2 separate regions of the Homo sapiens genome follow, and region 1 is linked to region 2. Evidence: chromatin contacts called from ENCODE Hi-C or POLR2A ChIA-PET data. All regions are on one chromosome and are shown on one strand. The core of a region is the stretch at or near the end of the contact, and the rest is flanking DNA. Distances in the headings are between cores, read along the strand shown.

Region 1 (4,997 bases), core at 1,016-3,515, 35 kb after region 2:
CAGGTGCTTGTTTCTTTTTAGTGGCAGTTAAAATTATTTAAATAACTGGATATTTTTTCTATGTGAAACTACTAATTGATTTGTGTGATTTTCAAATAGTTACTATTCTTTTACAAATGAAAGGGTTTATTTTTAATTAACATCAGAGAAATAATTATGACTCTATCATCTACAGAGGAAGGAAACAATTGTATAGCCGCATAACAAATGCATTCATTAAAAGTATTTTGTGGAGGGGGGAGTTTTAACCTTGGAACAAGATTACCAGTTTTCAAATATGATGCAATGAATATGACTTTTTACTTTTTTTAAGCAAAATTTTTATTTGGCAGTAAGGGAAAACCAGATTAATTTTTGTTAATTGCATGTGGTTATGAACATCTATGATTAATCATTTCAAGTTTATTAAGATGAACACATTGGAATTATCTTTAAACAAATGTAATGATTTTTGTGAAAATATACTGTTCAGATAACCTAAAATCAAAGGACCAGCATAGGAAAAAAAGAAGAAATGAGGGAAGGGAAAGGGAAAGGAAAAGGGAAAGGGAAAGGGAAATGGAAAGGAAAAGGGAAAGGAAGGGAAGGGAAGGGAAGGAGGGAAGGAAGGGAGAGGGAAAGAGGGCTGCTATTTAAGAATTTAGGAGTAATAAGAGGAATCCAAAGTAAAAACTTTGTAATAGCTCCTTGGGCAATATATTTTCCTGAATATAGATCTAAGGTTTGAACTATAAATTACAGAGTATTTGAACTGAGTGATATAAAGTCTGCTAAATGGTACCTGATTCCCAAATATCTAGGCATCTGATACTAAAATTAGTTTCTTAAAATATTTGCATAAAATAACAACGGTAGCTAATATTTATTAAGCACTTGTCATATGGCAAGCATTGTTTTAATTTCTTTATTTGTATCATCTTCTTTCAATCACTTAAGCACCCTATGAGATGGTTGATATTATTACCTCCATTTCACAGATAAGAAAACTGAGGAAAATTAAGTAATTTGCACACATTTTGTACAGTTAGAAAATGGTAACTGGAGGTCTAATTCCCAAACTCACATCATTAACCATTATTTTAGTCCACATGAAAGTGAACATTTTATTCTGAAATGATCGTTAACTTTTTTTAATCTTAGAAGACCAAAGTTATACACCTCTCCTGCCACAGGGAGTCAAGGGATGCTTGGAACAGACATAGCCATCTTCCCAAATACATATGGTCTCATTTTTCCGCCACTTTCTCTAAAATTGTTTAAATAGTCATCTTAATAAACTCCATGTCAGCATATGGCCTGGCCAATAGTTATTAAGGTATCATTTTGGACAAAAGCTTTGAGCTCGGGAAGATAAAATATTCCTGCTGTTACTTCTCCACTCTCCTACCCTAACCAGCTACATTTCTGAAGTTCAGGTACATCCTCACCAATGCATTCATTTAAGTTCCAAATATTTAATCATTTACTCCAGGAAGACAAAACACGGAGGACCCTGAAGAGATGTGTTTTAGAAGCCTTGGTGCTGCCTATGGTCTAAGTGAAATTACTTTGGCTTCCAAGTTACTGAGCTCAGTGTAAAACGACATGCAGATCCGAATGCTTCTTTGATATTTTTGATGTGAAAAGAAGCTCTCAGCATTGCTCCCTTTATGTTCACTCGTAATGCTGAAAAGATTTTGCAGATTTTATGGAATTCCCACTGAGAGAGATGAAATGCTCCCTTTAGACGGCCCACGTTTTAATGATTGAATAGGCACTCAGCACATTGTAGTTGCTCAATAAAGGCTTGTTGAAAGGAATTAAGTTTTATCAATGGCTTGATTCCAAGAAAAGCATCTGTTAGGATGATGCAAGTTCAAATTTGGATGCTCCTTGTGTGGCTTATTTAGGCCAGGTGTTCAGTAAAGAGACTTTGAACTGAAATGTTAAAATAAAGAAAGGTGGAAGCATTTTAAAGGTAAATCAAGCATAGTGATACCTTACCTTTTTATCACAGTTGCCAGTTTTTTATCATCCTATGAGGCAGGCAGAAAATATTGTCTCAATTTGGCAGGTTAAGACAATTGAGACTAGGAGCAGCAGGAGTTGCATCTGCAAGATTAGTTGGTGCATGATAACACTGAGACCAGAGTGGAGGAGATTTAACTCCAGGCAACCACGCCACACTGCCACTCAAAAGAAAGCTCTCCTGAAACCAGACAGCATTGTTTCTGTGCCAGATCTATTTACTCTACCTCCACCCGAACTTTCCTTCCCACAAGACTTAATTACTCATTGCTAGTACCATGCACATTCAACAGTCATGTGTATGGTATTCATTAAGAGAGAAAAATAACATAAAATAGCTCAGCTATGTATCTGCTTTCCCCCAGGAAGAGTGAAATGACTCCCACAGACAGTGGTGGAGCCTTAGGGTGCAGATGATGGAGAGGAATGAGAAGGGAAGAGGAGGCGGGAAGGCTGGTCTCAGTGGGTGGGGCGGATATTTACATGAGCTCCTCGCCTCACTCCATCAACTTTATGACTCACCAGTGCACAGCAATTACTCCTCCTTCTCTAATATTTCCCTTGGACAAGCTGTCTCATTGTGCTGCTGATGTTCATAAGGTTTGGGGGAGATGAGTGTCCCTGAAGATTAGATACATTTTTGTTAGCAAGGAATCCATCTTGCATAATTCTTACAGTGCAAATTAAACATAACTTTGAGTATCATAGCTGATACTTTTATTGCTGTGTGGTGGCTGAACTGCTGTTAGAAACACTGAATTTAACATTGTTCATTGTTCTGAGCCATGCAGGTGCTCTGCAGCGTGTGAATAAATGCCTAAGTTGTTTGTGGTTCAGCAACGAAATAATCTCAGGCTCTGACCCAAAATATACACAAACGTGAATTCTTTATTTTCCAAAATTTGTTTAGCTTTCATTTAGGAGATGAGGAGGGGAGGTATTAAAATGTGGGAATTTGGCTGCATGTGAAAATAAGGAACATTGAAAATGAAGTTAAGCATCTTCTGAAACTCTCAAACCTGTTTTGGATATCCAAATAAATGCAGCAAAAATAATTTATTGATTTAGAGAATTCTGGAAGACTCCAGGTTGATGGAGCACATGTTAATTATTAGATCTTTGTCTTCATAAGACTTTATTGATAACAGAACATCTAAGACAAGTTTCCTCACTGTCATTGGAGAAGACCCAAATTCTAGGAACTGGGCCTTATCCTCCAGAACTTAAAGAAAGATATCAGTGCTAAATAGCCACATTGAGTCTAGGAACACTTTAGTCATTAACTTATTTTTGGCTCCCCTCTGTGTAACGGCAACAACAGTCTTTTTAAGGGAAAAACATATTTTTGTAGGTAAAATAACTATGTACTGAAAGTATTATAATCATAAACTCCACATATCTGGGCTCTGAGTAAGTCTATTAGTCCATTTTCACACTGCTGATAAAGACGTACCTGAGACTAGGCAATTTACAAAAAAAGAGGTTTAACTGGACTCACAGTTCCATGTGGCTGGGGAGGCCTCACAATCATGGCAGAAGGCAAGGAGGAGCAAGTCACATCTTACATGGATGGCAGCTCACAAAGAGAGTTTGTGCACTAAAACTCCCCCTTATAATAACCACCAGATCTTGTGAGACTTACTATCAGGAGAAGAGCAGGGGAAAGACCTGCCCCCATGATTCAATTACCTCCCACCAGGCCCCTCCCACAACACGTGGTAATTCAATATGAGATTTGGGTGAGGACACAGCCAAACCTTATCAGTAAGCAAGTAAAACAGCATAGGATACTAAAAGGTAGTTAAGGTCAATGACTGGGGCTTAAAATGAACACCCATATTAGGCCAGCTTTGAATATCTTTTCAAAGAATAAGTGTCCGGAGGTGCTGTTTATCTGACCATCGAATTAGCCTAGATCACGCTGGTAACTGGTAACAAAGGAAAAAAATCACAGTGCAGCTACAGGGCTAGAGGGTGGAGGGGAGCCAGGGGAAAATAACCTGGCCAGACGGGAGAAAATAATACTGATTCATTTTTCTTAGGAGTAAATACATGTTGAGCACCTATTAATACAAGGTGTAAGCCCAGGCACTTCAGCACTTTGACTTAGACGTGTGTATTACCTTCACTGGATATAATATGCACCTGTAAATACTCTTAATGAATGGCAGAAAGTAATACATTGCGTAAAGGAGTGATAGCAAATGAGCTGTGTCAGCTGAAAGGAGTCTAAAATCACTCCAGAGATGACGAGCACGTGAGGCTTTTAAGCCAGAATTAAAGAAATGTGGGGCATGGGGTGGTGTCGGCCATTTCAGACAAGAGGAATATTATTTTAATAAATGTATAATAACACAAACAATATTAACAAAAGCACAAAATTGAAGAAGTATAAAATTGGCATATGAAATGACTTAGCTGGCTAAAAGGATAGAGTAAGGATTCAGGGTGAAAATTATGTAAGAATAAGTTGTTTGGGGTTCTTTCTTTACATAACTGTTGAAGGTTTTATGTGTCTACTGATCAAACAAGTTATACAGGGGCTGTATTTAGGATTAATATGACAGTTGTGTATATGTAAGGTACATTGATAAGGAGACCTGTAGAGAGAACATTGCTGTAGTTTAAATAAGAAGTAACAGGGCAAAAGCTTGCTTGTCCCAGGCACAGCAGAGAGACAATGATACCAGGAATTTGGGGTGAGTTCCCAGAGAGGCTAAAACATTAACAGAACTGGGAAATCAGAAAAAGGGGAAGCTTTGCAATGGAAAATGAATGAGCTCAGCTCCAGATAATGCCTTAGAGATCACGATTCAGATAATCTAACTCCAACAGGAGTTAGAAATCCAATCTTGAAACCCAGGAGAGAGACCAAGATGGTAAATATAGATTCGAGAGTCATCCGCTGCCTAGATGCAATCACTGAAGCTGACAGATGAGATGAGAGTGTTAAGGGAATGATTGCAAAGGGAAAGAGGAAAGTCAAGGAC
Region 2 (5,085 bases), core at 2,234-4,733:
TACACTTCCTAACCCATTTCAGACATTTTAGAAAGAATGATGGGCAAAAGGAATCTCTAGGGGTGCTGAGGACAAGATAATTCCTCCCAAAGAGCAGAATTGAGATATAACCAAAAAATGATTCCAATGTCAGGCAGAGGGAACTCATAATACCCACCCAACAGAATTAGATGGCTTTCTTCCTGGTATGTGCTCCCATTGTCACTTTTGTGAATGGATATGTTTTTTGGAGTTATACTATCCATGATGATAGTGGAGGTGGGGACGGGAGGGAGTATATGATTTTCCTTTTGATTCATAAATCACTGGATGACAAAAAGCCCCATTCAGACCTAATGCAGAGGAATGCATGTCACCTGGAACGCTGACTTTGAACTGAATTTCCCACAAGATAGGACTTTGGATGTTTCTCTGAGCAAGAGTGGATATGCTTTATGCATGATGTTTTAATGAACAATTTAATTTAAGAGTTTAATTTAATTTAATATGTTTTAATGAAATAGGTATTTGGTAACTACAAAATAAAGACTCAATCAGTAACTGCTAGGTGAATAGCCAACTCATTTTCTCTTCTTTCTGGTCCAAATTTCAGTCTACATTTTCAAATAGTCTAAATTTCTCAACCTCTTTTAGTTAGGCGTGGCAGTGTTACCTGTTGACCAGAAACAACTTTGCTGGTTGCATTAAAATTCTGATAATGTGAGATTTATCTGCTAACAGCAAGCATTGCCCCTAGCTAATACACTGTCTTATTCCATAAATAATTCTATTATTTTACAAAAAGTATGTTTTCTAAAGTTTGTATAGCTATTGTTCTTTAGGTTAAAGAAGTTTCTTTCTGTTCCTGATTTTCTAAGAATTCTTAATATAAATGCATGTTGAACTTTTCCAAAAGGTTTTTCTTTCTGTAGCAGCTAATGTAATTGCATATACAGATTTTCCATGGTTAAACTACCCCAATATTTCTCAAATAAACCCTATTTGTTTTACCTATAATGCTGAATTTGGTTTTTGTGATTTTTGTATCTATATTCATAATTAATACTGTCCTATACTATAATTTTACTTTCTTTTACTATTCCTCTCTGATGTTTGTGTAAATGCCATATTATAAAATGAGTTATCTTTCAATGGAGTTAGTCTGCCAAATATATCAAGTCACATGTAGATTTAGAGAGAAACTCATCCATAAGATTTGCATTCTGAATAGATGCCATTTCTGAGTTCCTTGCTCCCTTTTTCTCGGGCTGCCCCATGGACCCTTCTTAAGGAGTCCAAATAGATCTCTTAAAAGAGTGGCATACAAGGCTTGCTTATTTCTTGGATAAGAGAGATAGAAGGCGATCTATTTGGACTCTTTCTCTGACTTACTGAGCTTACTTTGCTAAATTTTAGGCTCAGCTTTATGTGTTTATCTCTTTTTTGGCTTCAAACAAGAGATCGTCCTACATCTAGCCTCAGCACCACAAAAGTGACAACCTTGGAGCAAATGAGAGGGACTAATGTTGCAATCAAACAAGATTATTTGATGTTTGCCTAATCCCTGGCAAATCGTCACCTCTGTAGCTTTGCACACATTGTTCCATCTACCTGGAATGGGCTTCTTTCTCATCCCTGCATTTCTAAATCCTGTTATTTTTCAAGGCTTCACTCAAATGCTATGTCTTCCATGAAACCTTTCCTCATAACCCCTATATCACTTTGGATTTTTCTTAGTGCATTTTTTTCTTTACTATTTAATTAATTATTGCTGCAAAACATTACTCCAAACCTTACTAGTTTAAATGACAAAAACATTTATCATCTCACAGTTTCTATCAGTCAGGAACTCAGGAGTGGTTTTGTCCTTCTGTTTCAGGGTCTCTCCTGGAGTTTCAGTCAAGAAGTCAGCTTGACTGGCTCTGGAATATTGGCTTCCACACTGGCTCCTTGCATGGCTGGCAGGCTGATGCTGGCTACTGATGGCAGGCCTCAGTTTCTCTCTACACAACCCATGGCTGCTTGGATGTCTTCCCATGCAACTGGCTTCCTCCAGAGCAGGTGATTCAAGAAAGAGCAAGGCAGAACCTAGAATATTTTTTATGACTAAATCTCAGAAGTCACTCCCTGTCATTTTGTTGGTATTTTATTGGTAACACAGGCAGCCACAATTCAGCACAGGAGGGGACTACACAAAGGGGTAAAAACCAGGGGGCAATCGTTGAGGGTCATCTTGAAAGCTGAGTACTGCACTTACTCTTTTGCATTGTGATTAGTTTTGTTTAATGTCATACCATCCTGAGAGGGAAAATTCATTCTGGGGTTCTCTTTTTCATCTTTTTATCTTCTACATAATCAGCATGTGGTAAATATATGATGCATGTTTCATGAGAGAACAAATAAACAACGATAAGAAATTCAGGTGGCATCATAGAGACTATTAGTCCTTTCATTTAATGATACCATCCAGACAGACAAATGTTAGTCATAGTTTTTGGAACAGGAACAGAAGTGGCTGTCTGGAAACTACTGTAACTGCAAAAAAAAAAAAAAAAAAAAAAAGTGACCTATGTTTGCCATTTGCTTTTGCCTTAATATATTTTATATACATCATTCAAAAATATGTGTATTTAGGAGAAGGGGCTCAGTCTTTAATATACGGCACACTTAGAAATGTTTCAATCATATGGTGGTATCTGCCATCACAGAACAAAATACTTTATGGAAAAGATTGATGTTACTTTAGTTTAAGGTGTCACACTTTTATTGTGCACTCATTTTAGGCCATTTTATGTTTGGTAAAAAATGGGACAAAACAAAAAAACAAAACTAACTCTAAAACATTAAGTCATTCTTCTTGCTGTAAAGAAATTCACAATACATGCCAGCACTTATAAAATGAAAATGATGCAGAATTTATAGAGTTAAGTTACAGAAGGAAGGCACTGAGATTTTCATACATTCAATTATCTAGAAAAGCAAATCAATTTTGTTTTTGTTAATAGCAATGAAATATGCATGCCACTCTTTTAATTAAAGCCGTTGAGAACACATGTGTTCATTTTATGCCTATAGATTTCCTCTGGGAACAGGTCAAGCTCTATGATAAAGCATAGTGAAAATAATTTATATGTAAAACAATAAACTCAATTCACTAACCTAGAATGTTTCAAATGAGGTGTTTTCAGATCACCCATCTCAGGATCTCTCTGGGAAAGGGTGGTATTAGCTAAATTGTTGATGACTAGGATTCACCTGAAATCTACAAATAAATTGCCCTAGGGGGAGGCCAGGAAATGTTTAATAAATGACTCAGGTAATTTGTGTACACACTAATTTTGGAAACCAGTTATCTAACAGCAAAAGTCAGTGTACAATAAATGGTAAAGGACAAACTTCAGAAATGCAATCCTGAACCCAAAAGAAAGAAAAAAGGCAGCTCTCTGCACCTCTCTCTGTGACCTGCCAAGTGTCTGGAGATTGTGAACAACTTCCAATACACTTTCTGTTAGACAATGATATCACAATTCATATCAGAATTCTTTCTAAGTCTAGCAGTCCTGACCTGAGACGAGAATAATAATGCATATAACCACAAAATGAGTCAGTACATTTCTGCTTAGCCTGGGACAAAAAAAAAGAAAAAAGAAGAGGAGTTTTCCTGAGTTTTTTTTTTTTTTTTTTTTTTTTTTTTTTTTTTTTTTGAGACAGAGTCTCACTCTGTCACCAGGCTGGAGTGCAGTGGCACAGTCTCAGCTCACTGCAACCTTCACCTTCCGGGTTCAAGCGATTCTCCTGCCTCAGCCTTCCGAGTAGCTGAGACTATAGGCTTGTGCCACCATGCCCAGCTAATTTTTGTATTTTTAGTAGAGATGGGATTTTACCATGTTGGCCAGGATGGTCTTGATCTCTTGACCTCGTGGTCCACCTACCTTGGCCTGACTTTTTTTCCTTCTGTGATTTTGCAGAATTAACTGCTGCAACAAGTGTGAATTTGGAGCTGGGGCCAATAGTTTCATCTATTGAGGAAATATCTCTCATTCTCATTTTCTTCAAACACCTAGAGGGGAGGAGGTAGAAAAAATATTAAAAGCCAAAAAAATGAAAGGAAGCAAAAGACACAGAGACTAGTGCCATGAAGCAATTTGTACATACTCCCTATACAAACAATGGTGAAGCCGACCAAATTCATCCAGGTCTCTTTTCCATACCTCACATGTTTTATTCTATTAGGTTTGTGCAAAACTAATTGTGGTTTTTGCCATTGAAAGTAATTGCAAAAACCTCAATTGCTTTTGTACCAACCTAGCATTCTGAGACGTGGTAGAGGAGAACTAAAGGGACCGTGGTCATCCACTCTCCTACCCATAAGATATTCCTCATAAGAAGAGGTGCACAATCAGAAAAGAATACTGAGCATGTTTTCCCCTGAAAATGGAAACAATGCTTCTGGTTGGTCAAAGTACCATCTTGTTTAATTTCATTGAACAATTAATATATGTTCATACAGGTTATAAAGGCATTAGAAGCAACATTGAGGGAAAACAAACTTTACATGTTTTTTGCTTAATTAATGTTAACATTTCCACCATCTTCCTCTTAATTTCACTTCAGTAACTACTGAAGAGTTCTACTTTAAATCAGGATAAATAAAGGCTAACCCATGAAACACATTCACCCCCCAATCTTGGTGACTTAAGAACGGTTTGATTTTCTCATATCAGGGTCCATACAGGGATACGGGTGTGTAGCATGTCTCTATTTCCAGGTTTCCATGATTTTCGAAGGAGTACAAAGGAAACATGAGGAAACATACACTGCCTCATCAAGTGTCCACCCAAAAATGAAATGTATTTTGTAGGCCAAAGTAAGTCATATGGCCGCATCTAGCTGCAAGAAGTGGGAAGCACAAGCCAGCTATATTCCAAAAGGAAGAAAGTGAGAAATATTTGGCAACCAACACTAACAACTACCACAAGTCTCAATCAAACCTAACGTCCACATTTACCAAGAAAGTGTAGTCCCAACTTGAAACATTTTTAATTGAACTTTTTTCCTACTTTTAATTTTCCTTAGATGGTAAATAGCATCTACTCAAATTCACTT

What was found. Hi-C counts contacts between places; a loop is a spot of excess contacts on that map. ChIA-PET counts read pairs that join two places held with the same protein, here RNA polymerase II (POLR2A). Pooled maps may share reads with other maps.
Region 1: a loop to region 2 is called in a map of PC-9, with 6 times the contacts of the local background. The contact joins two enhancer-like sites. A Hi-C loop is called at or near these places in 2 of 168 maps with a recorded cell type or tissue (PC-9 and heart right ventricle) and 1 of 50 pooled maps. POLR2A ChIA-PET finds 5 or more read pairs at or near these places in 1 of 52 experiments (HCT116).

What each region holds. Positions count from the first base shown.
Region 1 is chr2:220,845,411-220,850,407 of GRCh38, forward strand. All of the region lies in intron 2 of LOC107985990 (a long non-coding RNA gene), which reads left to right. Among named protein-coding and RNA genes, the nearest start is that of EPHA4, 720 kb to the right of the region's middle. Within about 2 kb of position 2,266, at least 3 of the 41 ENCODE cell types and tissues checked have a DNase peak (open chromatin) inside an H3K27ac peak, as active enhancers do; they include PC-9, where a contact is called at or near this core.
Region 2 is chr2:220,808,893-220,813,977 of GRCh38, forward strand. The region is part of intron 3 of LOC105373896 (a long non-coding RNA gene); the gene reads left to right. Among named protein-coding and RNA genes, the nearest start is that of EPHA4, 760 kb to the right of the region's middle. Within about 2 kb of position 3,484, at least 3 of the 41 ENCODE cell types and tissues checked have a DNase peak (open chromatin) inside an H3K27ac peak, as active enhancers do; they include PC-9, where a contact is called at or near this core.